2 separate regions of the Homo sapiens genome follow, and region 2 is linked to region 1. The links are chromatin loops, found by intact Hi-C in ENCODE. Cell type or tissue: gastrocnemius medialis. All regions are shown on one strand. Each heading gives the region's core, and the rest is flanking DNA. Links, peaks and the distances in the headings are about the cores only.

What was found. Hi-C counts contacts between places; a loop is a spot of excess contacts. Peaks named below come from ENCODE experiments on the same cell type or tissue, not always from the same donor. Only the 100,000 strongest peaks of a DNase experiment are listed, where the experiment ranks them.
Region 2: a loop joins it to region 1, with 13 times the contacts of the local background. A loop is called at or near these places in 4 of 110 quality-filtered maps.

Annotation. Positions count from the first base shown.
Region 1 is chr7:12,624,167-12,641,014 of GRCh38, reverse strand. It overlaps SCIN (scinderin), which reads right to left. Exons shown (of 16, transcript NM_001112706.3): 6 at 15,873-16,005; 7 at 15,165-15,253; 8 at 14,216-14,431; 9 at 11,793-11,914; 10 at 4,880-4,970; 11 at 498-668. Among named protein-coding and RNA genes, the nearest start is that of ARL4A, 55 kb to the left of the region's middle. RefSeq lists a silencer at 357-651. In gastrocnemius medialis, for the core only: no CTCF peak of the experiment used is centred there; no DNase peak of the experiment used is centred there.
Region 2 is chr7:13,705,624-13,722,471 of GRCh38, reverse strand. It overlaps LOC105375161 (a long non-coding RNA gene), which reads right to left and starts at 9,782. Exons shown (of 4, transcript XR_007060216.1): 1 at 1,199-9,782. In gastrocnemius medialis, for the core only: no CTCF peak of the experiment used is centred there; no DNase peak of the experiment used is centred there.

The DNA.
Region 1 (16,848 bases), core at 7,464-9,963:
TATGGCACCATGGCATGGGGTTTGATCCCAGCTGCTGTCAGAAACAGCTCATGGGGCCAGTTCAGTTATGGTTCTGGTCCAGTGTGGTGGGACATGCCTCCCATATTTGTTACACTTGGGCAAACGAGGGCCTTCCCTCTCAAATGTCTCCAGTGTGATCAGTCACCTGACCATCACCCATGATCTATCCACCTAAGGCCTTTCAAGATGGAGCTTAAGCAGCCTCACGCTTTTGACAGCTAATTTGTGACAGTATTCTTAAAAATTTATCTGTTTGGGTTCAATGTAATTGAAAATTGCGAAAGGCCTGGTATCTGGAGTTTTACTTTTTACTCAACTCTCCTGCTTTAAATGTTTTTAAAATTTTGAACAGTGGATTAATTATAGGAATGAAGGGAGTTTATTTGCCAAGTTTTTAAAGTCTAATATTTGCTGATGGCTCAGGTCCATTGGGAAGTCCATAACTAGGGCATGTTTTATGGAATGCATGACATTACCTCCACAATTCTGGTGATAGATGCCAGGTTTCTCCGGACTTGAAAGAGGCGTGTAGGGGGAGCAGGTGCCTGACCTCCTTTCTTTGATGTTCCATTCTTGTAAATAATGAGCGGTTTGTCTTTGAACAAACTCAGTAGGTGAACAGGCTCTTTGCCTTGGGAGACTCGGATCTGATGGGGGAGAGGGGGAATAAAAGAAATATAATTAAGAGTGCTGTGAAAGAAGGTTTTAGTTCCAAATGTGTTCTTATGTTGTCTTTTTGAAAATAAAACAAAAAATAAAAAGTCAAGAGCAGGAGGAATGATGATTAACAGAACATATAGGTTAATGATAATTAATTTTCCCTGTTGACTTGAGAATCTTTTGTTATCGCAGGCACGGTGTCCATGAGTAGTTTCTTGTCAGGGGAAACATCACCATGCTCCAATACTTTCTGTTTTTGAAAAGTATGAAGATGTAAGTCTGTTCATCTACATCTCCGAAAGAGAAAAGGTGCTGGTGTCTGCGACCTTATGTGAAAATCACTCTTCTTTCAAGGGCACCAGTAACACTTACAGATATTTACAGAGGTACTAGAATCTCACGTGTTTTGGATCTGGTTCAGAAGGTTAAGAGATGTGCATTCAAATGCTTCACAACATAAGATGACCCCAAATCATACCCATTATTTCTATATCTCTGTATTTGTAAAATAAAAAAATTACACACACACACAAAGATTGCTATGCAAGCACTAAAAATGGGCAAAAATAAACAGAATATGTTTTCTACTTTTTAACTTACCTATAGAAATGTAATAGTAGATATGCTCAATATAAGAAACTTTAAAAAATACAATATAAAGACTTTTCAGGATGAGGAAATTGAAAAAAAAAGGGAAATTATTTTCTTGATTTTATTTATTAGCCCCAAATATTGGATTAGAATTTCCTATTTCTCACACAAACTATTGATGCATTTACATAAAGAGTTCAAATTTCATGTCAGTCTCCCATTGTTTTCATTTGTTCTGCCCTGTGCTAAAATTGAACTGTCTCACTTCCCCTGGTTTGTCTTTTTCTAGAAGCCAGGTGAATGGGAATGCTGATGCATGTACTCATTACATGCATATACATACCTGCATATAGGGAGGCCGAAAGGCATTGAAAATAATTGACTTCATAAATATATTTCAATTAGTAGGCATTCAAATAAGTGAGCAGCAAATTATGGAAACGTTTTGTCAGTTATAGTCTCACAAATACCTAAAACTGTTAGCTTAGCATTTCATATAACATGGAGAAAACTTTAATTGCCAACATGAGAGAAAGAGAAACACTGATTAAGGCCCATCCCTTACTGTCAAAGGAGAATAAGAAAGAAAAAAGGCTGATTAAAATATGTTCAATATGGTTAATATATTCTACAAAGGAGCGTTGAAAACCGCAATACTTTAGTTTTTTCATGCATTATTGTAAGCTACTGCCATCTAGTGATTAAACTAAAAATTACCATTTTGTTGTCAATTTAGGATTCAACCGGCTAACAATTCATGGTAACTCATTAATCGAGTGCATCAAATATAGTACTATGAAATATGAAATATGTAAGACAATGCATGTCTTCATAGTTTTTTAATAGTTTGGTAAGTAATACCTTAAAGATCAACTAAATTCCATAGAATTGAGTGCATTTAAAGAATTCAGTCATTTCATTAATTTATTGATTAAAAGTAGCAAGTTAACTTATTTTTAAAAAGTTAACATGCGCCTTTAAATTTAGATTTAACTTGATTTTTGTATCTACTAACTTGTATCAAGATGGAAAGGAGACCAGCTGGAAGACCAACTTCAGCCTTCACATCTTATACTTTATGTTCTGAAGTGTCTAACTTGCCTCTCTCTATTTAATTATTACATTAAAATAAGCAATTACACACTTACAAAGATTTGAAAACAAGACAGAAAAACCCTTTTGTACCATATAGAGTCTTAGCTCCCTTGACATCAGGAATGAGGAAGTTAAACAGGCACAACCATGTAAAGGGAGTGTTTAATGCTGCTGTATCAGAAACATCACTGCATTGGCCAAGTAAGCACCTGCTTTCAGTTTGAACTCTAATCTGTAAGATGCTTTTCCCACCAGATGGGAGCAGATGGCTTCTCAGAAACTGGCCAAAGACAACAGGCAGGCAGAAAACAGGCAGCAGTGTGTGCAGCTCCAGCTAGGAAGACACAGGGAATGAGAGAGAGGGAGAGAGATAGTTCCAGCTAGCTGTAGGAAAAAGGAACAAGAAAGTACTCTCTCACAGAATGAACGAGAAAGCAGACGGACACATTGGGGCACACTAGAGGAAAATAGGGTCTTCTTGAAGTCTGTATGTCAGTTATACAGTAAGGGAATCTAAAAAACAAAGACCCAAAAACTTTTTCATGGTAACTAATAAGCGTCCTGAAACAAGTAGCAGATACTCCACCATAAATATAAAAGGAGGAGCAGTTGAACTTAGGAGAGTACAGAAGATTGAACCAGGCTAGAAACAGCAGTCTCTTAGACACAGTGAGGAGATCTAGAACTAGACATTGATATCGTCTGATATTGTATAACATTTAAAGTTTTATAATAAATAAAACAGCATATTATCTCTTCCTGTCCCTTTTTCTCTATCTTAATCTGTCTCTAGATAGAGATAGCTAAGATAGATAAGTTAGATAGATAGATATACTAAAAAGTTGACTCATTTATAATTACATGAAATTTTCATTTTGAATTTGGATTCAGTCATTCTCGACAAGTAATTTTTTATTTCAGAAATACCCAAGTAAAAAAATACATCTCTCCTCCCTCTCAATCTCTCCTCCCTCTCACACTATCCTCTCCCTTGCCCTTCCTCTTCTCTCCTCCTTCTTACTTGTCTCATTTCTTCCTCCATGATTTCCCTCTCTTCTCTTCCCCCTCCTCTCCTCCTTACTTGTCTCATTTCTTCCTCCATGATTTCCCTCTCTTCTCTTCCCTCTCCTCTCCTCCTATCCCTTTTCTTTCCCCTTTCTCCCTGTCTTTTCTCTTTGTCCCTCCCATTTCTGTTCATCCTTTCTCCCTCTCCACCACTTCCTCCCTCACTTTTGGGTGTTGGACTTTGTTTCAGTAAAGATTCTGGTACCTAAAAGGGAAATATAAGGACCCATGCTATTTTATCAAGATTTATTTCTGTTTACTTGTGCAAAACATAACTTACGCATGTTTACGATTTGAGAGTGTAAGAAAATGCATCTTTTTTTAACCTATTAATTCGAATTGTTAATCTGTGCTTGTTCTGCACTGTTGTATTTATTTCTCATTGTTGCTGTAACAAATTACTATGATTTAGTGGCTTAAAACAACACAAATTTATCATCTTACAGTTTTGGAGGTCATAAGTCTGAAATGAGTTATGGGGCTAATTTAGTAACTGGGCTAAAATCTGGAATAACAATTTAGTCACAGGGCTAAAATCAAGCTATTGCAGGGCTATAGTCCTTTCCAGAGGCTCTAGGAATCAATCTATTCCTTGCTTTTTCTGGCTTCTAGAGGTTGCCCATATTCCTTTGCTGGGGACTCTCTTCCACCTTCTTTTTTTTTAATTTTATTTTTTAATTGATTAATAATAATTGTAGATATTCATGGGGTACATACAATGTATAGTGATCAAATTAGGGTAACTAGCATAACATCATCTCAAATATTTATCATTTCTTTGTGTTGGGAATGTTCGATATCCTCGTTCTAGCAATTTGCAACTACATAATATGTAATTGTTCCTTCTATCCTCAAAGCTAGCAATCGCTGGTTGAGTCTTTCCCATGCTGCATCCCTCTGACTCTGTCTGGCTTCTGTTTTACTTACAAGGACCCTGGTGATTACGCTAGGCCCACCCAGTAATCCCAGATAATCTCCCTAGTTTAAGATCTGCTGATGAACAACCATAACTCCATCTCCGACCTTAATTCTCCTTTGCTTTGTAACATATCACACTCACAGGTCCTGAGGATTAGGACATGAACACCTTGGGGGCATTATTCTGCCTACTGTATCTGTTGAACAACAGCTGGAAACAGTAATACAGATAAAACCGTTTTAATGTCAAGAGGCTATCATTGACATAGGGTGTGATTCTATTGGGAAGATTCTTTTGGAATCTTACACCTGTTGATAGATTTTTGTTGTTTTTGTTTGCTACCTCCTTTCCAGAATCTGAGATAACTAATTTGAAATGAGAGTAGGAATATTTGAATTTCAAAATGAAAACACAGTTCATATCAAGAAAATGTCAAATTTCTATCCCAACTTGGGAGGGAGCTATAGCTATCCATTGAGCTAGCAAGACTTTAACTTGTGTGAGTTTTGGGGGTAAAAATATCCCAACCTGCACAGCCTGTCCTCCAAGGGACCGATCCAACTGAACAGTCAGGAACGCAGATGTTGTCAGCTCATCTCGTGTGGCATTTGCTCCTTGCCTAGAGGAATGAAAGTGAAACGAATTAGCTTGCCTTTAAGTTTTAAGATCGTCACATGTAGGCATTGCAAGCAGAGACAAGTTATTATGAAAGATCAAGAAGAAGCGAACTGTTTTAACATGATACAAGCTGTTAAGCTATTGTTTTTGTCAAGGTATCTAACATTTAATTGTCCTATGTGTTGTCTAGAACTGTATATGGTAGGCATTTTTATCTCCATGTTAAAGAAATTGAGCTTTTGCTTCTTACATAATTTAGCTAAGTAATTGGGTTCACCTGATTTTAAGTTGGAGCTGCCTGCTTTTTAGAAAACACCTCTACAGTGAAAAATAATCCATCTGAGATGAAAATACGAGCCAAACTTATTAGGTTGAATGTTAGGGGCATTTTGTCTTTCTTGCCTTTTTTTTTTTTTTTTTTTTTTTTTTTTTTTGAGACGGAGTCCTGCACTGTCGCCCGGGCTGGAGTGCAATGGTGTGGTCTTGGCTCACTGCAACCTCCACCTCCCGGCTTCAAGCGATTCTCCTGCCTCAGCCTCCCAAGTACCTGGGATTACAGGCGCCTGCCACCACACCGGGCTAATTTTTTGTATTTTTAGTAGAGATGGGGGTGTCACTATGTTGGCCAGGCTGGTTTCAAACTCCTGACCTCATGATCTGCCCACCTCGGCCTCCCAAAGTGCTAGGATTACAGGCATGAGCCACCGCGCCCAGCCAGCATTTTGTCTTTCTATGAATATTTGGTGAGCATGAACCAAACGTCTGTAACCCAGAAAAATCAAGAAAATAATAATGAGAAGTAGACAATGGAGAGGTCCCATTTTGTCATCTTAGCAATTCCATAAGGAATTATTTATTATTATTATTATTATTATTTGAGACAGAGTCTCACTCATCACCCAGGCTGGAGGGCAGTGGCGTGAACTTGGCTCACTGCAAACTCCACCTCCCAGGTTCAAGCAATTCTCCTGCCTCAGCCTCCTGAGTAGCTGGGATTACAGGTGCTAATTTTTGTATTTTTAGTAGAGACGGGGTTTCACCACGTTGGTCAGGCTGGTCTCAAACTCCTGACCTCAGGTGATCCACCCGCCTCGGCCTCCCAAAGTGCTAGGATTAAAGGGGTGAGGCACTGCACCCTTCCCACCATAAGGAATTATTAATAAGGCTATACAAGAGGCTAAACTTCCAACACTCAGATAAGGGTCAATCAACATGTCCAGTTCATTCGTAGCCTCTCTTTCTAGGGTGGCTTGTGGCTGTTAACTCTGTGTCACCTTAACCTGTAAAGCAACTTGTGGGAGATCTGCTGTTTGATGAGCTTGTAGAGAAGACAGTAAAAAAACAAAACAAAGCCCCAAACATGGTAAAAGCATTCATTGAGCATTATTTATTTTTAGCCAGGTTTCCCATTTCTATTTGACTAGTGGTTAGCTTAGCAGCAGGAATACTAAACTTGGATTTAGACTTTGAAAGTTAACTATTAGATTGGTGCAAAAGTAATTGCTGTTTTTGCTATTAAAAGTAATGGCAAAAGCCGCAATTACTTTTTTTTTTTTTTTGGAGATGGAGTTTCGCTCTTGTTGCCCAGGCTGGAGTGCAATGGCGTGATCTAGGCTCACCACAGTCTCCGCCTCCTGGGTTCAAGTGATTCTCCTGCCTCAGCCTCCCGAGTAGCTGGGACTACAGGCATACACCACTATGCCCGGCTAATTTTGTATTTTTAGTAGAGACGGGATTTCTCCATGTTGGTCAGGCTGGTCTCAAACTCCTGACCTCAGGTGATCCACCTGCCTCGGCCTCCCAAAGTGCTGGGATTACAGGCGTGAGCCACCATGCCCGGCCTACCTACAATTACTTTTGCACCAATCCTAATATATCTTTTCTTCTAAAACTTTGACAGTAAACTGTTCCATACTCGGAACAGATTAAAATAACCTGCCACGTTGGGCAATACCCACCCCCCTCCGCCCAAAACACTGGGAACAGGGTGTGTATCTTATCACAGAATTTTCCACTGGACCAGAAAAGGCAAATGGTTGATGTAAAAATGTTCTACAGAGGGGTGCAAAAAAAAAAAAAACATGCACACAAATGTTGATAAGAAAATAAAAAATGCTTTCCCTAATAAAGGAACTACTAAAAACGTAGTGTTTTAATGTCAATAGCCTACATTTCCCAAGAGCCTATAATGCTAGCCAACACATCTGTGTGCACTGGAAGCACAAGGTGAGGAGTTACACAGAGCTGCATGATGATGGGCCACCGCAGGGTCTGTTATCATGCATTGTTTCTTTGTCACATCTGTGGTTTCCTGAGTTCTCGCTTCCAGCTGTTAAAAATGTCTGCTTTCCATTTTGCTTTTATTCTGGAGGGAAGAAATCCAACCACCGAACAGACAATATTACCTAACTTTTGTCTTCATTTTGCTCCTTTTATTTTTTTGGAGTATTTCAACTAGCAAACCTGCAAAACATCACTAAGTTCTGCCTCATGACACCCTGAACAAATACTTCTCTACTCATCTTAAACCTCTCTTCTGGATCCCAAGTACCAAACTGCCATCCACACAGATTCAAGTATTCCACTCCAATCAAGAAATAACGCAGTCACTCTTTGTTTCTAATTCTGAAATTGTATACTGAACAAAAAAAGCAATCTACTTTGACATATTTTTTCTTTATAAACCTGTGGTGGTTGTTGCTCATTAAAGATGAGTGCTGTGTAAAAATGGGAGTTACTACTTCAAGAGATTCATCATTGTCATCTGTTCAATTTTAATTACCTGTTATTTCAGATAAAATATCATTGCTGAATTTTTTTTTTGTCCTGTCATTTCAGCATACAAGTGATTTCATAATTGATTTAATTCTAGTTTCTCACCTTTAACTCTGCCTCTTGGACTTAACCTGTTTATGTCCCTGTATTGAAATTATCACATAAACTGGAAAGTTGTTTAATTTAAAAGCCAGTCTTCAACGGAACTGCTTATTTTTTGAAAGCCTCTTCACTATCTTTATGGAAGCTTTTGAAGTTCCACAAACCATACAACACTAACAAACTTACATACTTCACATCCATGATTTCAAATGGTGAAGACTCACAAGGACTCTGAAGTATCTAACTTACATTCTTGATATCCCCCCAATATATACATTCTTATGATGGAAATGTTGAACATTTCAAATTGGAAAGAAGAAAGCTAAATGACCATCCCCTCCAGCCGCATTCCAAAGACAGTAACTTTTACCGATGTGGTGCCTTCTCTTTCTCTTTTTCCTTTTGCATTTTTTTACAGTGTGGGCCAAACCTGTCTTCTTAAGATTTTTAATCTCAGGAAATAAAACACTACCCATTTATGCTCAGACCAGAAACCCAGGGGTCATCCTCAACTTTGTCTTCTCCATTCCCCATTAACAGTTTTTCTGGTGCCAATACCTTAACACCTTGCAAATTTGTTTCATTCTTTCCTTCCCTGTTGTCACTACACTAAATTCAGGCCACATCATTCAGCTGGATTATTGCAACACATTCCCAGTGGTCTTCCTGTTGCTAGCCTTCCTCCACCAATCCATTCTGTACATGTCAATCAGAATAATTTATCTAAAATAAAAAACAGGCCAGGTGCAGTGGCTCATGCCTGTAATCTCAACACTTTAGGAGGCCAAGGCAGGTGGACCACTTGAGGTCAGGAGTGCAAGACCAGCCTGGCCAACATGGTGAAATACTATCTCTACTAAAAATACAAAAAATTAGCAGGGCATGTGGTGTGCGCCTCTAATCCCAGGTACTCGGGAGGCTGAGGCAGGAGAATAGCTTGAACCCGGGAGGCGGAGGTTGCAATGAGCCAAGAGTGGCACCACTGTACTCCAGCCTGGGCAACAGAGTGAGACTTTGTCTAAAATAAAATAAAATAAAATAAAATAAAATAAAATAAAATAAAATAAAATAAAATAAAATAAAATGAAAACCAATCATATAACACCCCATACAAACTCTTTGAGTGACCCCCAATGTCTTAAAAATAAAGTTTGTCCTCTTCAGCATGGTTTATGAGGCCATTTGCAATTTGGCTCCTTCTAATTTCCCTCGTTTTATCTTTTGTTCCCTAAATGTTCTTCAGCCATACTCTATGACGAGTAGATTGGAGCACACTATTTTCCTGCATTTCTTGGATCAACTTCTCTATTTGCATGCCTGTCTATCTCCCACTTCAATGTCACTTTTTCTAGGAGCCTGTCTTAGTTCATTTTCTGTTGCTTATAACAGAATACCTGAAACAGGGTAATTTATAAGGAAAAGGAACTTATTTTTACAGTTATGGAGGGTGAGAAGTCCAAAGTCAAGAGATCACATCTGGTGAGGGTTTTCTTGCTGGCAAAGACTCTGCAGACTCCTGAGGCAGTGCAGGTCATCACACAGTGAGGGGGTTGAGTATGCCAGCTCAGGCTTCTTTCTCTTCTTATAAAGCCACTGGCCCCATTCTCATGATAACCCATTCATCCATTAATGAACTCATCCATTCATGAGAGCTATCACCTCTTAAATGCCCCATCTCCCAATACTTCCACACTGAAAATTAAGTTTCAACATGAGTTCTAGAGGGTACAAATATTTAACCAATAGCCTAGGGGTATGGTGGAGGGTCTGTATATAATTATCCAAAGATCACTCAACTTGATCTTACATAAAATCCTTTATATTGCACTAAAAACACCTGTTAATCATCTGTTTCTCATTACGTATAAGCTCCTGAAGGCACGGGTTATAGTTTTCTTTCCACCACTGTATCTCCAGAAATTAGTACAATGCTTGGCACATAAAGTGCTCAATAAACACTTTCAAATGATACAAGAAATAGCTACTATTTAAAACTCAAATTTAGCATTTAAAATTTGTAACCTGATTTATTCTATTTTAATATGTCCACATAGGCATTTATATGGGTTGCAAACTGTTAATTCCTCAAAACACTCTTTTGCATTACTTGCTTAGTCTTTTTTCGTTTAATGTAAGTACCACAATCAATTATGTTTTTCATATTCAAAAGAGAATTAAGAGGAAGACCATGAAATAAAATGCAAAAGAAAAGTTAACTGGGAATAATTAATTTATCCCTATAAATGCCATGATTTTGTTGCACAAACACTTTTCTGAATTAAAATTTTAGAAAAGGAAATTGCAAAATAAGGACATAACTACCTGGTATTGATATACTCAGGCCTTAAAGAGACCAATAGATTAAGATTTAAAATGTTGCTTTACCAGTTACAACAGCTGTGACTTTGAGTTAAATTACTTAATCTGTCTAATCTCCCCTGCTCCACTCTTTTTGGAAAGAAATAAAAAATACAAGGAAACATCTGGCACTTTGCCAGTGCAAACATGCTGCTCACAGAATGGTTGCTATTAAGACGACATGTTAATCGCAGAGCTAAATAGCTAAATGCATTCGTCTAGGACAGCATATGGATTGACTGTGGCGTCAGAGTGTTCTGGGTGCGGTGGTGGTTCACACCGATGTGGTGGTATAGATTAGAATCTCAGGATTCCCCCCAGCTGAGATTTTGATTTATTTGGTGTGGGTGACAGCATTTGGATTTATGAGAAATTGTCCAGGTTATTCCAATATGCAGTCAGTGTTCTAAACCACTGCCTGAAGCAGTGCCTGTCAATCATTAAAGTGCATATGAATTACTTGAGGTCCTTGCTAAAATGCAGGTTCTGCCTTTGTGGGTCAAAGGTGGGGCCTGAGAGTCTACATATCTAAGAAGCTCCCAGGTGATATTGATACCTCCGAGTTCCCAGACCACTCTTTTGGTGTCATCCCATCTCCTGAACTTGACTGGGCTCAAGGCACTGGGCAGTGTGGATGACCAGACTATGGGGATGCATGTGACTGTCTCGGTGTGAGGTTCACCAAAAAGAAATGTCACCATATCAGCAGAGGACTGAATGCATCTATATTCTATATACCTATTATAGGTTGTTATCACTATGTAGGCAAAGGTAGGCGTCTGCCCTGCCTTTGTACCTTACGCCCACAGCCCACATTTCTCTGCTTGAAGATCTTTTTTAAGAATTATTTTCTTTTTTCCAGCCGTCTTAGCAATATTCTATTTTTACCTGATTTCACTTAATAAAAAGTTAGAGAATTTCACATTATATAATTTGTTGCAGAATCCCTATCCCTTGACATATCCTAGCATGGTGTATGCACATAAATTACTTGGTTGGACATTTGATCATTTCCTCCTTGAGCAGGGCATTGGCAAATTTAGACTTCAATTAAATCATCATGCAAAACCATGTAATATGAAAACACAGTTGCATATTTTTTCCATTATTCTTGTGAATTTAATGGAAACAAGAATAAGAATTGCATCAAGTTGAGGTATCAGTGGAATCACAAATTGTATCTCCTACAGGTTTTGCCATATTGCAACTTTGCAGTTCCAATTAGGATGGACCTCTGTGAATTTTAACCATAAGAAACCATGGTACCTGACACTTGCTGTTGCAGTGTTAACCTGCATACAAGATGAGATATTCAACTACATATCCACTAGGAGAACATCACTGGTTTAGGATATCAAAACTTTTTGCCTAGACTAGATAGCATGATCTTTATGTGACTCCTGCTGCCTGTGGATGGCAACTGCAAAACATAGTCAAAATCATGTAAAAAGAAAATACTATATGCATGCTATACAAATCTCACTGGGATGATTATAGGATTATTCTACCCCATAATGCATAGAATTTAATACTTTGGAGCAAAATCTGGCTCCTGTGGAACTCGAGATCTTTACCCGTATAAACTCACCACGTGTAGATAATCTGTCCTCTGGGATAGGTGTAGAGTATGATGTAGCAGTCACCACCATAGAATTCACCATATGAGTTTTGGTCAACTTGGATCCTACCATTGTTTTCTACACGCCAAATCTGGAAGGAATGGAATATATACAACAAATTACAATTTTCTTGATCTAATAATATTTCTCATAAGCTTTAAATAATTTTTGGTTCAAATCCATTATTAAACAACTTTTAAATTATTTATTAACTAGTTTACAAATCAAGCAAAGAAATTGTTATCGATTTGCCAATTTATTGACATTTTAACTACTTTTATGTGTCTTTTGCTTCCTCTACAGTATTAAGCTCAGTTCCGAGCCCATTGATTAATAAATACTTATTGTTTCATCTACTAGTGGAAATAACATGACACTCCAGTGGAATAAAAAACTGCAAGATTCAGCTCAGAAATATATATCTATTTTATAGTTAATTTTTTTCTTCAATTATGAAATAACATATATATATATTTTTTTCCCTGTGCTTTAAGATAGCGGACTATTATTTTCCCAGGCAAAACTTGATAGACTGTGACCAAATACTAAAAATGCTACAACACACTGAATGTTTGAGTCCCTCCACAATGTATGTTGAAATCCTAACCTCCAGTGTGATGGTATTAGGAGGTGGGACCTTTGGGAGGTAATTAGGTCATGAGGCTGGAGCCTTCATGAGTGAAATTAGTGCCCTTATAATCAGAAAGCTCTCTAGCTCCTTTTCCACCATGTGAGGATGCAGCAAAAAGTCTATGAACCTGAAAGTGGATCCTCCACCAAACACTGAGCCCATCAAAACCTTGAGCTTAGACTCCCCAGCCTCCAGACTGGTGAGAAATACATGTTTCTGCTTAAACCCCCAATCTATGGTACTTTTGTTATAGTAGCCTGAACAGACTAAGACCATGCCAATAATATGACTTCTGTTTTTAAAAGGTGCCATCCAGGAATAAGACCGAAATGTGATGCTGGGAGAAAAGCAGGCAGAACCACTTTCATTCTGCCTCCTCATCTTCAGCACAGATTAAACACCCTCCAACTTGGAGAGATGAGAATTGTAGATGAAACAGGAGAGTAACAAACGAAGGAGAGGCTGCCAGGCACTGTGTGTGTACATGCAAGCAAACACACACACACACACACACACACACACACACACGCGCGCACACTTGCCTAAGTTCTCAGTTGGGAAGGGCAGACTCTTTGCTTTGAAATCTGAAGATAAGCAAGTGGACAGGAACAGTGCAGTGCTTCTAGAGAGAGGCCACCCCATACTATCCTAGTGAGCAGAAGCCTTAGATCCTAGAGAGAGCACAAGATCCGAGAGAGAGCCCCCAGATTTCAGCAGCCCTAGGATGGCACAGGAGAAGGCTGCAGCCAGGACACAGCTGGTGCTGGGGACCAAGTTTGCCAGGAGGGCTGAGCTCTGGCAGGAATGTCTGAGCAGGAGACAGATGCAGACCCAGAAGTCAATACCCCTCTGACAACAGCCATGAGGGACATTTGTGACCTTCTCCCTTGGCACTTCCCACTCTCCAACACCCATGCCGCTTAGATTCACGCTTCACGTCTTTGAAAAGAGGAAAAATTATTTCCCTAATTTCTTGACCATATACTTTGGTCCAAGAATTGTAGTAAGCCCTAGGAATATAGAGATGAAATATTTCATTCCTGTCCTCAAGGAATCGATGAGAGCTCTAGGAGAAATCTGGCAGTAAATGAACAACTCTGTGGTAGGTATATGATAAATTATGTGAGAAGTATCGCTAGAGGTTGAGCACAGAGAAAGGCCACTTCAGCGCTGAGGGAAGCCTTCTCAGAAAAGGTATGGCTTGTGATTTAACTGAGTTGCCAAGGAGGCGTAGGAACATTAGCTAGATGGCAGAGGGGAAGTCAGTCCTCAAGGCAGTGGAAGGGTGAAGCCAAGATGACGGAAAGGGTCAAGGGTCCAGCTGAAGATGGATCTTCTCAGGAAGGCTGTGGAGAGCCATTAAATATGTATAAATATATTTAGATATACATTTATAAATATATATGTATATATACACACAGATATATGTGTATATATACACATTTATGTGTGTGTGTGTGTGTGTGTGTATACACACATTTCTCACTCTGTCACCCAGGCTGGAGTGCAGTGTTATGATCTTGGCTCACTGCAGCCTCCACCTCCCAGGCTCACGCGATTCTCATGCCTCAGCCTACCAAGTAGCTAGGACTATGGGCGAGCTCCATCACACCTGGCTAATTTTTGTATTTTGAGTAGAGGTGGGGTTTCACCATGTTGGCCAGGCTGATCTCGAACTCCTGTCCTCAAGTGATCTCCCCCACCCTCCCCCTACATACACTGGCATTAATGGGCTTGATAAAAACAAAAACAGGTAAATACCTCCACTTTGCCAGAACCATCATCCACCATATTGTGCTGGGCTGCCATCTGCGGAGAACTGTGTAATTTTGAGGCATCAAAGGGAATTTGTTTTATTTGAGCCACTTTCTCTGTGACATAAACTTTCCCGAAGCCATCACTCTGATCTTTATCTCTCCAGTCCTTAAAAAACTGTTTGAAGATTGGTGTTTCACCTCCTTCTGGAAGAACTTGAATCTGAAATTTAAAATAATAATAATAGTAAACAGGAAAATAAGAAATTAAGGGAAAATATGAATCTGGCAGTGGAGACAAAAGTAAGGAAATGGAAAATTATCCTGGTTTAGCTATCAAGCTCATATAATCCAAAATTGCTTTTTCTCACAACTAAAGTAATTGCCGCTGAATTTGAATATTTGAGAGAAGAATCAAGTTCTTTAATATGTTACCCCTGCAGTAAAATAAGTTTGTCTTTCTACATAAGGTTCACAAGAGCTCTGTGACCTGGAAGAAATGATCTCATTGTGTTCCTTGTGCAGGGACATAAAAATGAGGAGAGTAGATGAGGCTGAGAGATTCGGAAAGGAAAGGAGTAACTAGCCAGGGTCTAAATTGATTTCGATGAAGACAAATATCATCTGGGTTTCAGGCCAAGTCTGCACAACTTGCTCTAAGGAATAATAACTCTTAAGTGCTCTTAGCTAAACCTACTGTGGTTTACTATCTTGAATTAAAGGCTGTGGAGGAAGTGAATGGGCAGCTCTATGGAAAGTCTGATGTGCAGTTTCTAAAAAATTCTAACCCCCACGCAGATAAAGAAGAGGGACACCAGATTGCAGCAGACAGGCAGGTGGAGAATCACTTCACATACAGACGTTACTTTGACCCAAACTTTTTCATGAGTTTCGTGGAGATGTCATGAGCTCCAATGTTTTCTATTTTTTTCTAGCCAGTTCAGTTTCACACATACTTGGGTATTCTTGGAATAATTCATTTGCTGTAGAAATTCTTCAGCTGTCTTCATTGCAGCCTTCCTCTCTTGGGGATTAGCATCTTTACCTAAAATACAAGGTAAATTAAAGAGAAAGAACTTCAGAGAAGGAAGACATTCTATGATTAAGAAATACTTGTGTACCATAATAAACATGATTATAATTGAAGTTAAATACAGCAGTGAAAGAATAGCAAAATTGGCCGGGTGCGGTGGCTCACGCCTGTAATCCTAGCACTTTGGGAAGCCAAGGCAGGTGGATCATGAGGTCAAGAGATCGAGACCATCCTGGCTAACACGGTGAAAGCCCATCTCCACAAAAAATACAAAAAAATTAGCTGGGCGTGGTGGCGGGCTGCACTCCAGCCTGGGCGACGGAAAAAAAAAAAAAAAAAAAAGAATAGCAAAAATTTCCTGGTATATTAAGTGTATTTAACAATACAGGAAAAAACGTTATTTGTAAAACAATTCTTTTTATATTGCCCAAATGCTTTTTTTTTAACTCCATAATCCCTGGTATATGATGTTGGTAGGAGGAAAATGGCTGCATTTTATGTGAGACATTTATAGATCATGTCTTAATTAAAAGGTGGGCTTTTTTTTAAAATCAAAAAATATATTTTATTTACCCTTATAGAGGAAATATCTATAAATCTGAAATACAGCATCGTCAATGGAATTTTTTACCTTTCCATACGAAAATTTGTTTGGCAGCCCCGTGGTCCAAAATAAAGCATTCTTCAGACAGCAGCATTGCCATTGAGAAGGGGTTTTCTTCTGCCACCACAGTCACTCTCATGGAGCCACTTGCATCTGAAACCTAATATAAAAACCATGACCTCCATGTTTTCATTTGGGGATGATAAGGATGTTCTATAATTAGATTATGGTAATGGTTGTACAACTCGGTAAATGTCATCAAATAAAAAGCATTGAATTGTACACTTTAAATGCAAGAATTTTATGGTGTATAAATTATATCTCAATAAAACTGTTTCAAAGAAAATGAAAAGAATCCACAAGACTAATTATACTCTAATTTTTTTGAAAGTCCTTTGGGGTAAAGGAACTACAAATAAAAAGTTAAGTTTTGACACTGTGCCTAAAACATCAGAAAAGAATAGTGATAATAATAATGGCTGAGGTCTATTCAGATGCTCTTATGTACTAAGCATCATGTAATTAACTTTCCATGATTATTTCTTGTACATTTTAGAGTAATCTTTTCAAGTAGGTAATAATCTTAAAATCATTACATACACACAAGATGAAGTTTAAACAATCACTCAGTCAACATTTACTGTCTACCATATACCAGTCGCTTTGTTAAGGAGGATATTGATATAGTTTATGCACAAAGATTTTTTCAACATAGGTCCTGCAATTTAAGTAAACTTTGTATAAATTATCAAAGTAAATTTCTTCTGTCACATTTAGAAATGACTACAGACTATTAAAACAAATTTTTAAGTGGTCTTACAAAATTGAAAGTGATATTCATGTGCAGGTTAGGATTTACTGGTTTTCAATGGCCAGCTTGTATGCTACAGTTTAGTTACCTATTATACAGATTCCAGAGCCCTCCCTAGATTAGTGGAGTTTTGCAGGACCAGGGTGGAGTCTGAATTCTGTAGTTTTGAAAATGCCCCAGGTGATTTTGCTT
Region 2 (16,848 bases), core at 8,787-11,286, 1.1 Mb before region 1:
AATAAAATTTACTGCATGGCAACAGATAATTAATATACCCAATGATACTATTCATGTCCTCGACATCTAGTTCCCAAGTTTTACTCAGGGTATTAATATCACGGTATGTCAATTAATGTTGCGGATCACACTGGGCAAATGAGGAAATTTGTGACTTTCTGTAACTAGTTAAATCAGTTTCTCAAAGACTTTTCTAATATGCATGGTGAACCTCTAAAAAGGATCAATACAGGCAGTATGTCCTGCACTTCTTAAAACTTTGAACCATTTTTCTCCCATGTGGCTACTTCAGAAAATCGTGTTCCATGGAATCTACTTTAGGAAAGAAAATTTTGTGTCGATTCATCATACTAGTTTAAAAATCATTACCCTGTCTCTCTAAATGAGAAATCTGATACTAGAGCTGATTAAAGAAATTAATTCAGGTTAAGATTTTAATAGCTGTTGGTAGAACAGTGTGCTAAACATTTTGGAATATTTTTACTTTAATATAACATTAAAGTAACAGGACTTTGACCAGAAGAAATTAATCTCCAATAATGGAGATTTTAATAAATTTCAAAAAAATTATTTTATTGTAAAAGTGTCACAATTCAAAAATACAACTTGAATTAAAGTTCTGTACTCTGATTTCTTCCTTGCTAAAGCCCCATGTGCGTTAACATTTGGATTCCTAAAGTAGGTGTCTGACTGTGAGAAAACACGTAGGTCATCCATGTTGTTCCCAAGATTCCATAGTGTTTTCTCTTTTTTTTTTTTTTTTTTGAGAGGGAGTCTGGCTCTGTCGCCCAGGCTGGAGTGCAGTGGCGGGATCTCGGCTCACTGCAAGCTCCGCCTCCCGGGTTCACGCCATTCTCCTGCCTCAGCCTCTCGACTAGCTGGGACTACAGGCGCCCGCCACCACGCCCGGCTAATTTTTGTATTTTTCTTTTTTTTAAATGGAGACGGGGTTTCACCGTGTTAGCCAGGATGGTCTCGATTTCCTGACCTCGTGATCCGCCCGCCTCGGCCTCCCAAAGTGCTGGGATTACAGGTGTGAGCCACCGCGCCCGCCCTGTGTTTTCTCTTAATGAAAAGGATGGAGAATGAAAGATGTTGCCAGAGAAGATTTTCCTTCTCTTTAGCAGCAGGGCTATTCTTTAAGTCTGGCTGCCTCTTACCTGATAAAGTTCCCAGTGAGTCCATTTGCTTCCCTTACCTCTTAAATTTGCGGGTTCCCACTGCGCCGTTTGAGATCATTGCCCTGAAATCAATGTGAAGAATTTCAACAACCTTTTCTGCTTTTTTTCTGCCTCTGGAGACTAAAAGATAAGTCTGAAAGGTTGCAAAAACAGAATTAATGGAAATGAGTATCAATTAACAAAATTTAACTGAATTAATTTAAATATACATCTTTTACTTTAATCTCCATTATTAATGTCCTTCAGCCTAGTATTTAAACTATCATTATAATATTATTAGGCTCATTGATAGAAATCTGGAGTCAGTTTGTTGATAAGTACCTCTACATCTTATCTGGGATTTACATAAGAAAAGTAATTGCTTAAAACACTGGAAATTTTTTTGTAAACTCAGAATCTTGGAGAGTTTATCCCTATTTTAAAGCATTTTTAAATTTCAAATTTATCTAAACGATTAAGTTGTACAAAGATTCCAGTGCCTTAGACACTTCCTTTTCACTTACATTCTTAATGGTGTGGTATTATTTTCAGATACAGCAATAATAATTCTCTTCATCCCTGAAAACCATAATGGATTAGAAAATACATTTCTTCCTACATACTGATGCTATGATGTTATCGTTATAAACCAGAGGGTGCTCTGTAAATAAAGGAAAATAAATTGGACTTTATGGTAACTCCAACTCAGGATTTCTAAAATCTGGCACCATTGACACTTTATGCCAATAATTTTTTGTTGTAGGGGGCTGGCCTAGGTATAAGAGGATGTTTCGCAGCATCCCTGTTCTCTACCCACTAGACACCGGTAGCACCCCCTCCTTCATTTGTGACAAACAAAAATGTCTTTAGATACTGCCAAATGTGCCTTGGAAAATAAAATCTCTCCCCAGTTGAGTTTAATTGATCTAATTTTACAGTCTTTACAATTTGTAGATTGATTGGCTTTCTTTTAATTTGGGGAAATTTTGATTAAGATTTTGAAAAATTTTATTGTTATTAGTGATTTGGTGCTAAGTTGGCCAGTAGCACAAGTAGCATTGCAATTGTGTTTTTATTTGTTGGTTTTAATCCATGTTAACAGTTAGTATACAAAACTAAAATCTTTTAGCACTTAGTGAAAAGTGTTCAAATATTGCTATCTGGCACATATTTTTTGATGCATCTATTTAAACTTTGAAAGCATTTGCACTTATTGTGAAAGTATTGAGGATGATTAGGGAGTTTGGTAACTGGTAGGAGTTGAGCCAACACAGACATTCTGTATTGTGGAAACTCATTGCCCTTTATAGAAACTTCCTGATTCTCTCTGCTTTGGCTAGAAATCAATGAATGGACATTTGATAGCTAGAAATAATTACTTTGTCAGTGTTCCCTTTTGCTTACTTTTCTTTAACTGCAGCAGGTGGAATTGAACAAGTGTTGCTTATGCATTTTGAAAAAAATCTGCTCTGGCTTGTGCTTTAGCCTCATAAGATTATTTTACAAACAAATTATTTTACATGTTCTTGTTAACTGGTCCTAGAATCTTACTCCATTCTTCATGGCTTCCTGAAAATTCAAAGTTCAAAGTTCTGAAAGTAGGAAAAGAATAGGATGAAAATTCCCAGCTTTGCTAATTTTTGAAAGGACTAAGTTCAATAATGGAGACAATGCGTCACCAAAAAAAATTCAGAACAAGTGGAATTAGGAACTCAGAGTAGAGGAGGGCTACAGAAAAAAAAAAAAATTGGCCAGTGGCCTAACTCACCTAAGTTGGAGCATACTGATTTCCTCAAATGCAAGACTGCCAGGAACAAGGAAGGATGCATCTCCTTTTTTGAAGGTTTCTGTAGGAAAACTGCCTTCACTCTGAAGAATGGTGTAACAAAACTTTCACTTCACATCCTCTGGGTAATTTTTCCAAGGTCCCGCCCCACAGTACCAGGGCATCTGGATCAGGATGGCTTCTGCATCAAACTACATAGTGTGCACAGGAAGCTATTCTCTCTAATCATCCTGTCCTGTGTTGATCCCAAATCACTAGTCTAGAATCTTTCCCTGCCTTGTTTGCCTTTTTGGTGCTATTTTTCTTTGCTATTCCATGATCTTTCATCAAACATGCTTCCATATCTTTGAAACACTCAGAGACAGAACCAGGTACAAGCCATTCTGCTCCCAGGAAGCTGTTATGCATGTGTGTAAATTCATTGATGAGCAGACACATTTGGGAAGGGCATTATCTGATATCACCACAATCTTACAGAGCCCTCGGAAGCTTGTCAAGCAAACATTTTTGTATACTCTCATATCAGCAAGTAGATATTTCCTAATTCTTAATATTACTCAAGCAATACTTCCAAAAATAAGTCATGTTCTACCCAAAAGGTAAATACCATTGTTCACCTTAGAAGAAACTGCCTAAAAATTTAAAATACAGATTTTTTTGAGCTATAAAACCTTAAGATTAAATTTTTATTATAGACTCGATTACATGATTTAAACAAGGCCATTTTGATATGTCAGGAAATAAATTCCTTTGAATCCATGATTATTCAGCTCAGTTTTACAAATTCTGCTTGACAGCAAGTGTTATTTTGAGGTTATTGTGTGTTTGAACACTAGCCATAGTGCCTAAATGGATGTTCTTTGGTTTGAGGATCCTTTCTGGAAAGAGTTAAATATTACTCATATTTTTCTCTTACCATAACTTTTATATTTCTTTCCTTCTCACCATCATTTAATGATAATTTTAATGTTTCAAGATTTCTGTCTCTTATTCCTTCTCCCCACCACACACACACACACACACACATACACACACAGAGTGAGAATGAGAGACAGAAAGAGATATTGAGCTTCTTCATGCCAACTTTCCTGGCTCTTCAAAAGAACCTATACTCTCTGTTCCTCTCTACTCATTCCCTGTCATTCTTCAGCTACCTCTCTAATTCCAGTCTGGCTTCCTCCCTAACAGTTTGAAATTCTATTTTTGCTAAGGCCACCTTTATCTTCTATGTCATTTAATAGAACAAGTAACTATGACCTATATCTCATTTGATCTCTCATTGGCACTCACCTGTGTGGTCTCTCTCTTCCATTGGCTCACAGGTCACTGACTGTCTGGATTTCTTTTTACTTTGATGAACATATTTCACAGATTCTGTAGCTGTCATCTTTTTCTCTGTCTGGCAATTTTGGAATTCCTAGGATTCTATTCTAAGCCTTTGCTATGGTTTGAATGTTTGTCTCCACTGAAACTCATGTTGACATTTAATTGCCATTGTAAAAGTATTAAGATGTGGGGCCTTTAAGAGGTAATCAAATCATAGGCAGCACCCTTATGAATAGATTAAGGTCCTATCATCAGAGTTGGTAGTTATCTCAAGAGCAAGTTGTAATAAAGCCAGCTCAGCACCTTGTACAATCCCTTTTGCATGTGCTCACTTGTCCTTCCACTCTTCTGCCATGAGATTACACAGCAAGAAGGCCTCACCAGATGCTGGCACCATATGCTTGGACTTATCAGCCTCTAGAACTGTAAGAAATAAATACATTTATTTTCTTTATAAATTACTCAGTTTATGGAATTCAGGTAACAGAAAACAGACTAAGATAGCCTTTTTTCTTTCATGTCACATATTGATTGTCTTAACCATCTCATGGCTTCATTAACCTCTATACACAGCTGACTCCTATTTTAATTATCTATTATTTTATAACAAACCACTCCAAAAGTTACTGGCTTAACTATTTCATTATTTCACGCTATTTTTAGTGTTGACTGGACTAAATGGGGTTGCTTGTTTCTTATAAATTGGATTTGGCTGCATCATCTATGGGCTCAATTGTGCTGGGACAGCCAAGATTTCCCATTTACCTGGCAGCATTTGATGCTGGTTATTGGCAAAGAGTTCGCTTGAGACTGTCAATTGGATCATCAACATGTGTCCTATACATGTGGCTTGGGTTTCTCACAGTATGATGGGTGAGTTCCAAGAATTGTTCCAAGAATGAGAAACCTTAGAGGGGGACCTGGATGCTGCAATCCTCTTAAAAAGTGTGTCTGTAACTGGTATATCATCACTTCCACCACATTCTATTTAAGCTGTCACAGGGCCAACCCAGATTCAAGAGGGAATGAAAATAAATGCCACATGTTGATGGAAAGAGTAATAAAACGTGTTTGGTCATTTTTAGCCCACAACAGTGATCCCTCAGTCATAAATTATTTAAATTCATTCTACATGCAAAATACCCTGACCATTCCCCATGACCCTCAAAGTCTCAATTTGTGACTGAATTAGGTTCAATGTTCAGCATTCCATTATCTAAATCAGATCCAGGTGTGAATAAGGCACCTCAGGCTACTCTTGAGATGAAGAGCTATGAACTAGAAAACAAGTTATCTGGCCCCCACAAACTCAGTATGTAATAGTGAGACAAGGACAATAGAATTTGATAGACACGCATTCCAAAAGTACAGTGGCAAATAGCAGCCACTGGTTCATAAACATCCTGAAATTTAGGTGAGCAGATGTGGGTTCCTTGGTTAGGGTTTCCTCCAGCTTTCTTGGGTTGATTCTCTCTGCCTCTTAGCTTTTTCCTCTGGGCTTCTGGCTCTTCCATATGTCTCTCTTTTCCCTAAGAAACAGCCCACATGTGTAGCTGAGTGACTTTCTCAGGCTGTGTTCTTTTTGTTGAAAATTGAGTGTCTCAAAGATCTCTTAATTTTTGAACTGTCACTGTTTTTCTTTGTTTGTTTAGTACAAATTGGTACACTTCCTATAGATACTTTGTGGTTTTCCTGAGTATAAAAATATAAGCCATTTTCCTGGACAAAAGCGACACCAAAGTTTCTTTATAAAAGGCCTTTCCCTACTTTGAACAGAGAGTTATAGAAGCCTCATTGTCTAGAAGAAAGTTTCAAAGAGGCACACCTGAGTTTTTTACAAATGTCAAATCCTTCTGAGTTTTTAACAAAAAGTTCTTATAGCCACATATCTGAGATCTTGACTTTGAAACTGCACATTTACTGACAGTGCCTTGGATTTGATCTTTGTCCTAAAGTAATTTCTTACTTTGAGAGACTTTTGTTGAGGGAGACTGGGAATAAGAAAAATTCCCAACAAGTCTTGGTTAAGAAATACTCCCTCTAGATCCTGTTTGAAAGCTATTTTTTTAAGTTCCTCTCTCTACATATACCTTATTTTATTCAGGAAAAACAGTTGGCACTTTCACTATTCTGCTGCTCAATAAAATAAAAAAAATTTTCATTTGCTTTATTTTCTGTTTTTTGTGTCCACAAAAAACATAAGCCCTCTTCCTCCTTTCCAGCATCAAAAACATTTTTCTCCCTATCATTCCATTTTTCACTAGCAGTCTGCTTTGGACTACCTTCTATCTGCTTTCTAGGTCCAAAGCCAATGCCAAATGTTTTAGCTTTTTGTTGTTTCAGCACCTCACTAATTTCTGTTTTGGTTATTATTGCTGTGTATTACTGCAAAATTCATGGCCTAAAACAACAACCATTTCATTATCTCTCATGGTTCTGTGGATTGACTAGGTTCAGCTGGGTGGTTCTTCTGCTCAATTGCACTGGAACATCTAAATGGTTCACTCAAATGGCTGATACTTGATGCTGCCTATTCGCTGGGACAGCTGGGGCTGTCATCTAAAAGTGAACATCCATTTAGCCTCTGGGTTCTGGAGGAAAGTGTCCCAAGTGTGAGCATTTCAAGAGAGAAGCAGCAGTGCTTTTAAAGGCTGGGCCTAGAACTACCACAACATCACTTTTACATCACTGTATTGATTAAACCATCATAGGGCCAGCTAACATTCAAGGAGGAAGATAAATAAACTCCATTTCTTGATTTTTTAGAGTGACAATTTATGGCTATCTTTAATCTGTCACAACTTGCAAATGTCTATAACAAAATATTTCTCTTGAGCTCCAGACTGGTATACTCTACTGCCTGCTTGACATATATTCCTGGATGCTTCATAGGCGTGAGGGCTGACTTCATGGCATGTGACATGTGCAGTCGCACAGGACCTCACGTTTTGGGGATCACACACTTGGTTTAATGATCTGCTATTGCAGTCTTAAAATTCATAATAATTTTTGTATAAGGAGCTCTGATTTTTATCTTCTACTGGCCCTCTTAGGTAGCCAATCCTGACTGCTATCTTTAAGGCAACCTCTTCTTTCTTCAGTGTTCCTTATCTAATTAAATAGGAATAAATATCCTCAATATAAAATTCAAGACCAAATTTGACTTCTTAACTTTTGCTTGCAAAGCACTTAGAGCACTCTTGGTTATTGCATTTATCACACATAGAATTACTTGTTAAAAATTTGTCATTTCTAGAAAATAGATTTATCATCTCATGAGGCAAAGGACCTCTTTACTCTATTCATGTCATATTTGCAGCATTTATAAAGAACCTGGCAATATAAAAATCTTGGTATGTTTTGAATGAATGTAGAAACAAATAAATTAATTAAAAATGTGTCAGATTTTAAGTAAGGGAGATTACCCTTGAGATAAAAACACAAGTCACATAGATTGTATAACTGAAATAAGTTTGTGGTGTTTTCAGAAATAATGATAAGGGCAGTATCTATCAGATTTTATGACACAGCAGCACTGGTGGCTCTGAGGGAAACCAGCTTATTTCATAAAGATGTGGGATATAGTTATGATACTATTAATTTTTTCTTTTTTTGAGACGGAGTCTCGCTCTGTCATCCAGGCTGGAGTGCAGTGGCACGATCTTGGCTCACTGCAAGCTCCACCTCCCAGGTTCATGCCATTCTTCCACCTCAGCCTCCCGAGTAGCTGGGACTACAGGCGCCCACCACCACGCCCAGTTATTTTTTTGTATTTTTAGTAGAGAGGGGGTTTCACCGTGTTAGCCAGGACGGTCTCGATCTCCTGACCTCGTGGTCCGCCTGCCTCGGCCTCCCAAAGTGCTGGGATTACAGGCGTGAGCCACCGCGCCCAGCCGATACTTTTTGTTTCATGTCTTGATGCCAGAAAATACTAAGTCAGGAAACAGTGATTTGAGGCAAGCATCATAAATGCAGGAGGATATTCAGTGGTTCATGGATGGAGCCAGATTCATGGAAAACATGATGCCAACATGTTAACAAATTAATTACCAACTCATGGAGAAAAGGAGACTGAGAAACAAGTTTGATAAACTCATTTGTATTATTACAGTGATAATTATAAAAAACAATAGAGGCCTTCATAAAAGAAAAGGTTGGGTGACTGAAAAACCTAGAAGCAAGACAAAGGAAAATTGAACTAATGTGAAGTAATAATGCATGAAAGGCAAGAAAGAAAACTGATTTCTAACAGAACGTATCATAATATGAAAGGGCTAGATAGGCATTTAGACTTTGAGGACTGTACTTTTTATTAAAAGGCTGATTTCTCAGAGCTCTGTTACATGCAGGCAATAGGTGGATGCTTTTCCAACTTCTTTTTTCATTGTGCCTGAAAAGGGTGGTAGGTTATGGTATGCTAAAGCTTTATAAGCCCATATGTCATTTGACTCTCTTTAAGATTGTTTTTGATCAGAAATTCCATCATTACCATTAGAATAAAAAATAAAGTTCGGTTTATGTCTTTTAATTCTTCAACTTTCATTCTTTAGTTTATCATAAACCACGTAATCTTGAAAAAACCTCCTTCACTTTGCGCATTTTTCTATCCTCAGTTTTGATTTCCTGATGTTAAATATACTGAGTCGTGGTCAGCTTTGCTTCCTCCTTCCCTCCCTTCCCCCTTCCTTCCCTTCCCCCTTCCTTCCCTTCCCCCTTCCCTCCCTCCCTCCCTCTGTCTCAACCTTCTTTCTGTCTCTCTCTCTCTATTTCTATCCTCTTTCTCTCTCTTTTACTTTCTTTCTTTCTTCCTTTGGATACATGCTACCTTCTTCTGTACATAACATGAGTTTTGTTCTGTCCCATTCTTTAGAAGTTTTCCTGATGATAAGTAGGGCTCTGGTAAGGCTCATGTGGAAACATCTGATTGACTAATTTAATTAAGTAAAATAAATAAATGGCCTAAGTTAAAGTTCTGTATGGTAGGACACTTAAAAGAGAATAAGACTGTTCACATTGGGACATCTTCATCTCTCCAAGATTTTCCAGAGGACAGAGTTCCTAATGCTGTGTTGCTTTTTGGAATTCACTAAAGATGGTCCATACTTTCTAAATATTTGATGCTTCCCATTTTAGCTTTCTTTCTCTCCCTTGTGTCCATATGTAGGATATCAGTGAAATACTTCAGCATGATCCTCGAAAAAATAATTTTAAAAAGAATATTTTATTATGATTGGTGTATGACTGAAAAAAGTATATTCATAACTAGTGTTTACATCTGATTGTAAGGAGATAAACGTCCCAATGCTTTCCATATTCAAACTTAATTTCGTAGCTTCAAATTTCTAAATTTGATTTAAATTTAGAAATGCAAACTTCTAAAATTATGTGAATTTATGTAGATATGCAAGGAATAGGCAACTAGCATAATATAAATAAACATGGACTGCATACTGTAGTTTCTTTATTTGTCAAAGAAAAGCAGTTTATTATTTTTTTAACTTTTAGGTTCGGGGTGCATGTGCAGGTTTGTTATATCGGTAAACTCGTGTCATAGGTGTTTGTTGTACAGATTATTTCATTACCCAGGTACTAAGCCTAGTACCCAATAGTTATTTTTTCTGATGCTCTGCCTCCTCCCTTCCTCCACCCTCAGGTAGGCCCAGTGTCTGTTGTTCTCCTCTTTGTGTCCATGTATTCTCATCATTGAGCTACCACTTATAAGTGAGAACATGTGGCATTCACTTTTCTATTTCTGTGTTAGTTTGCTAAGGATAATGGCCTTCAGCTCTATCCATGTTCCTGTAATGGACATAACCTCATTCCTTTTTATGGCTACATAGTATTCCATGGTGTATATGTATCATATTTCCTTTATCCAGTCTAACATTGTTGGGCATTTAGGTTGATTCCATGTCTCTGCTATTGTGAACCATGCTGTAATGAACCTAAGTGTGCATGTGTCTTTATGATAGCACAATCTATATTCCTTTGGGTATATGTCCAGTAATGGTAGTTCTGTTTTCAGGTCTTTGTGGAATCACCACACTGCTTTCCACAATGGTTGAATTAATTTACACTCCCACCAACAGTGTATAAGTGTTCCCTGTTTCTCCACAACTTTGCCAATATCTGCTGTTTTTTGACTTTTTAATAACAGTCATTCTGACTGGTGTTAGATGGTATTGTGGTTTTGATTTGCATTTCTCTAATGATCAGTGATATGGACCTTTTTATTACATGCTTGTTGGCAGTGTGCCTGTCTTCTTTTGAAAAGTGTCTGTTTATTTCTTTTGCCCACTTTTTAATGGAGTTGTTTTTCTTCTTCTAAATTTGTTTTAGTTCGTTATGGATTCTGGTTATTAGACCTTTGTCAGATGCATAGTTTGCAAATATTTTCTCCCATTCTGTAGGTTGTCTGTTTACTCTGATGGTAGTTTATTTTACTGTGTAGAAGCTCTTTAGATTCATTTGCCAATTTTTGCTTTTGTTGCAACTGCTTTTGGTGTCTTTGTCATGTAATCTTTGCCAGTTCCTATGTCCAGAATGGTATTGCCTAGGTTGTCTTCCAGGGTTTTTATAGTTTTGGGTTTTACATTTAAGTGCTTAATCCATCTTGAGTTGATTTTTGTAGATGGTAGAAGGAAGGGGTCCAATTTCAATCTTCTGCATATGGCTAGCCAGTTATCCCAGCACCATTTATTGAATAGGAAGTCCTTCCCTATTGCTTGTTTTTGTCAGTTTTGTTAAAGATCAGATGACTGTAGATATGCAGCCTTATTTCTGAGCTCTCTATTCTATTCCATTGGTCTATGTGTCTATTTCTGTACTAGTACCATGTTTTGGTTATTGTAGCCCTATAGTATAGTTTGAAGTTGGATAGTGTGATGCTTTCTGCTTTGTTCTTTTTGCTTAGGATTGTGTGGGCTATTTGTGCTATTTTTTTATTCCACATGAATTTTAAAATAGTTTTTTCTAGTACTGTAAAGAATGTCACTTGTAGTTTGATAGGAATAACACTGAATCTATAAATTGCTTTGGGCAGTATGGCAATTTTAACAATATTGATTCTTTCTATCCATGAGCATGGGATGATTTTTCATTTGTTTGTTTCACCTCTGATTTCTTTGAGCAGTGTTTTGTAATTCTCATTGTAGAGATTTTTACTTTCCTGGTTAGCTGTATTCCGTAATATTTTATTCTTTTAATGGCAATTGTGAATGAGTTTGCATTCCTGATTTGGCTCTTGGCTTGGCTGTTGTTTCTGTATAGGAATGCTAGTGATTTTTGTAGATTAATTTTGCATCTTAAAACTTTGTTGAAGTTGTTTATCAGTTAAATAAGCTTCTGGACTAAAACTTTGTTGAAGTTGCTTATCAGTTAAATAAGCTTCTGGGCTAAGACTATGGGGTTTTCTAGATATGGAATCATATTGTCTGCAAACAGGGATAGTTTGACTTCCTCTCTTCCTGTTTGGATGCCCTTAATTTCTTTCTCTTGCCTGACTGCCCTGTCGAGGCCTTCTAATACTATGTTGAAAATGAGGGTTAGAGAGGGCATGCTTGTCTTGTGCCAGTTTTCCAGCTTTTGTCTATTAAGTATAATGTTGGCTGTGGGTGTGTCATAGATAGCTCTTATTATTTTGAGGTATGTTCCTTCAATATCTAGTTTGTTGAGAGTTTTTAACATGAAGGATGTTGAATTTTAATAAAAGCCTTTTCAACATCTGTTGAGATAATCATGTGCTTCTTGTCTTTAGTTCTGTTTATGTGATGAATCACATTTATTGATTTACGTATGTTGAACCAACCTTGCATCCCAGGGATAAAGCCTACTTGATTGTGGTAGATAAGTTTTTCTGTTCTGCTGGATTCGGTTTGCTAGTATTTTGTTGAGAATTTTTGCATCAATGTTCGTCAAGGACATTGGCCTGAAGTTTTCTTTTGTGTGTGTGTGTTTCTGCAGGTATGGTAACTGGATGATGCTGGCCTCGTATAATGAGTTATGGAAGAATCACTCTACCTCAATTCTTAACACATAGTTTCAGTAGAAATGGTAACCGCTCTTCTTTGTACATCTGGTGAAATTCAGCTGTGAATCTGTTTCAGGGCTTTTTTTTTTTTTTTTTTTTTTTGTGGGTAGGCTACTTATTACTGATTCAGTTTTGGAGCTCATTATTGGTCTGTTCAGGTATTCAATTTCTTCCTGGTTCAGTCTTAGAAGAAAAGCAGTTTCATATGGAATTTGATACATGATACAACTCAAATAATAATTTCACTCTGTAGCACTTTATGAACTCTTCAGGTGTCTAAAATAAATTATCCTAGAGACACAGTCTAGCTTACTTAAATATGCAGAAACATATTGGAGTATCTTGTGGAGGAAACTATTTTGGAAGATCATTTTAATCACAAAGATACTGTCCAGTTATTTACTATTTACTTGGCAAACACGGAAAGGTTGGACAAAGGCAATCTGTCTTAAACTGCAGTAACCTAGTGACACCAGATTCCCTGTTTAGAAGAAAATAGAAAAGGGCATAGAATTAAAATAGTCTATTTTCTATGGGTGGGATCTCAGAGAATACATTAACACATTTTATATGGAAGTTTCACATTAAAGTTACCCTTCCCCAGTCTACCATCCTCCAGTAGAAAATCAATAGGCAAAGCTTAAAGTATCTTATCATTTCCTGAAATATGAAGCATATTTTAAGATTTCTTCAAATCAGTTTTCATGAAAAGATCTAATTAAATAAAATGATTTGCTATTTTTCCAATTGCTAGACCAATTATTAATTTAAACTAGAGCTATATTTTTATGACAATTACCATAGAATAAGATGGATAAATGATATTTTTATCTACTATTTGATCAAAATTCAATGTGCAAAATGTTAACAAAATAACCTTTAGAAATATGACATTCCTAATCACATTCCATAGCACTGAGATTCCAAATTACTTTAATCAACTAAGCAACATCAAAGTGAAAGTAACAGATTAAATGGAAATTAGAGTGCTTTAATGTAAAGATCTTTTGAAGTTACAAATAAACGGACCTATGAGAAAGGAAAAGAGGCAAAGTAAGAGAGAAAATAAGCTGCTGCCATACCTAATTTCAGGGAATAAAAAATTACCTACTAGAGTAATCTCAAATATTTTAATTTATGGTAAGACTTGAACTATATGAAAAGTAGCATATAATTTCTCTGATCTCTAATATTCTTTCTATATGTAACAGTTAATTTTAGGCTTTTCTTTAAAAACTCTAAACACCTCCAGCTGGTTTTGTAACTGGTCAGTAATTTGGTTAGCAACAGTGACGCTGAAGCTGTCTCCTGTTGGATATAATCATGAACATCTCTTCCACACGTTGTATGCAGTATAAAGGTCATCATGGGAATATTTTCACCATGGATATAAGCAAAAGCTATAAATAAGGCTTCTCTGCCACCCCAGAGAGCCAAGTATAATACATTTACCATCATTAGAACTGACTAGCAGGTACAATAGATGCATACTCTGTCACTGACAGTAAAATATAGTATCTTCGTTATGCTTAGAATCTTTCAAAGTAAATTCTAATGAAATTTATAGCAAGATATTGGTAGAACCTTCTCACTCAATGATGGCTGGAGAAAACCAAACAAAACAAGGCCACTACTCAAGCAATGGAGAGAAAAATTTTCTAGACTTTAAAAATATTTTGTCAAAAATTTTCTTAGGCACCTGTACGTTTCTTTCCTTCTGCATGCAAACAATGCCATGTTTTAAAGTTTCTAAAGAGAAATTATAAGTTTGTTAATTGTTTCATATTACAGAATTAAGATTTAAGGCTGGCTGATAACCTTAAATACAGTAGCAATAGGGATGTCATTTCCAACAACAACATTGGCTATATAATGGAAATAAAGGTCTAACATAGGTGATCTGTGAAAACTATATAGTTCTGAAACTATGTATGCTTTGTTCAGGAAAAAAAGCTTTGAAATTTTCTTAAGCGTAGTAAATTTTGTTTATTGATAGCAGTATTTTTTTAGTTAGTTCTATGACTACGTGGATCCTTGGAGCTACGTGCGGTGTGTTTGGATGCTTTTCGGCATTCATTTCCTCATGTGTGGTATGTGTTTGTGTTTGTATTTGTGTGTATGGTTTGGTTAGAAGTTTTTCCTGTAGGAGAAGCCTGCTATAACTCATGGATCGTAATGTTAGAAGTTCTGTGTTCATGCTTAATTGAAGAATGTGCTAATGCACTCATACCAAAGAGCCAGAATTAAATTTTCCATAGAAAATGGCATACTCCTGTGTGGTAGTTAAATCTTTCCTGTTGATTTATGAGTATAAACCCATGACTTTGACATTATAATGTTTCGAAGTTACTTATTGTATAGTTTTGTCTAATTTTAAAACTAATAGTAATTTTAAAAACTACTGACCTATATAGTCACAAGTTTTCAGGTAAGGGGAAAGCATCATTCAGAATTCTGAAACATAAAATCATTTGTGGAAGTGCAAATTGGTAGACAATTATATATAAATAACTGCAAATGTATGCATGGCATAGAAATGCATTCTTAGAAAATATCGGTGATTGACATAATCATTTGTGCATAAAATGTTTTTAAACACATTGTGAGACAAGTAAAAGAAATAAGGAGATAAGCTAAACATTGAAAAATGGAAATCAGTTAAGTTTTAAAATTTGTATGGTGGAAAATTATAGAGGCAAGTTTTAAAAATGGAGGTAATGTAAAGATGGCTTTAGAATGTAGACTCTGAAGATAAGCATAGGTTTGAACTCCAACTTCATCATCTTTTGACTTTGACCTTCAGCAAGTCAATTCAAAGCTTTAGATCCCTGAAGTATAAAAGATCGTTTAGATGAGTAAGAACAAAATATGTGTGTGTGTATATATATATATATATATATATGTCTTTAACATTGTTCATTAAGTGCATATCATAAGCATTTAATGAACAAGAGGTGTTATATAGCTTATTTTTAATATTTAGATATATAATTAAAGGCTATTAAATATGAAAAATGTTATAAATATAAACACAAGCTATAAAATGATAAGTATAGTATGGATGCAAATGTTTGCATTTAATAATGTGTACATATGCTTTATTTCAGAAGGTATACTATTCAAATATGTTTCAAAAGGATGGGAAAATATTTTAAAAATGGTAGTAGAATAAATAATTGAAGTTTTTTTTCTTAAACACTTCTTTACTTTCTACTCTTGACAATGAGCATGTATTATATAATGAAAAAGTAGAAATCTTCAAGAAAAAGATAGTTTTTTGATGTATGTATTCCAACTTTCTTTGGTACATTTTTTTACAGAGGAGGACTTGATTTGAATACAAAAACAAAAATTCTAGTATTAATAACTGCTTGAAAATAAACAAAACATTTTTTGTAAAATTCTTAAGATGTGAATTTAAAAATTCTCTAAATCATAGAAACTTTATGACAAAAGCTACTTGATATTTTATACTTGTACAGGTTTGGCCTTAGCTAAAGTTATAAATAATTGTTTGTCACATACTTAACACAAAGCAAACTTGTTATAAAGATTTACTATTTTATTTTACAAGTTCTTGTTAAATTCACCCTTTCTAATCCAGTCTGCAGTATTGGAGAAAGCAATGGCATAAGATGAATGAGAAAGCATAATCACGTGTTCACTGATGGCTCACGAACCGGGCAGATGACTTAGTGTAGTTGGATTTGCCTTTATCAAGAGTGAAGCTAGAAGGTTTGATAAAATAATTGCATAAATCTTCAAGGATAATATTTTTCTTCTCATTCAAGTTAACATGTAATCCGAAAAGGACCATCTACAGTGTGCATTCTAATTTCCAAGAAGTAGAAAAAGGTGTCTGAGACAAGGTTTTCAGAGTAACTTCAATGTTTTTATGTTACTGGTAGAGGAACATTTTTCAGTGACAAACTGTTATAATTTATCAAATTATTGAATTTTCTAACTGGAAACAATTTAGTATGAAATCCAAATGTCTCACTTTGCAGATGAGGAAATGGAGACCCAGGGTGATAAAGTGACTCACCCAAGGATGCACAGCTAATGGCAGGATGCTGCAGGGGCCTGGGGCTACCCAGAAGCTAAGGCCTGGTTTTTTTTTGTTAGTTTGTTTTTCATTTTCTTTCCCAAGTACCTCACACATTTTTCTAATTAAATCTTTATTTTTATACTCCAGGTGTCTTCTAACAAAAGGTATAGCTAACAAAGGTATTTAAACTGTCTACTTAAGAGTTTTTGCAAATGCAAACTTAAAACAAATAGCCATGCAACAATTTGGAGATGAGTTTATCTTTCACTTGAACATGCAGCTGCACAGCTGAACTCTGAACTTCTATAAGTGGATTTTGCACACGTAGATCCTCGGTTCAAATGCAACCAGCTTACTCTTCAAGTATCACTCATTTGAGCTTTTTAGCAAAGATCTTTTTAAAAACTTTATTAGTATTCACCACCTGCCTAGTAATACTTTTGGATTCTGGTTGCCTGTTATTTAACTTAGATCAATGGATTTTTTAAGGAAAATTGTA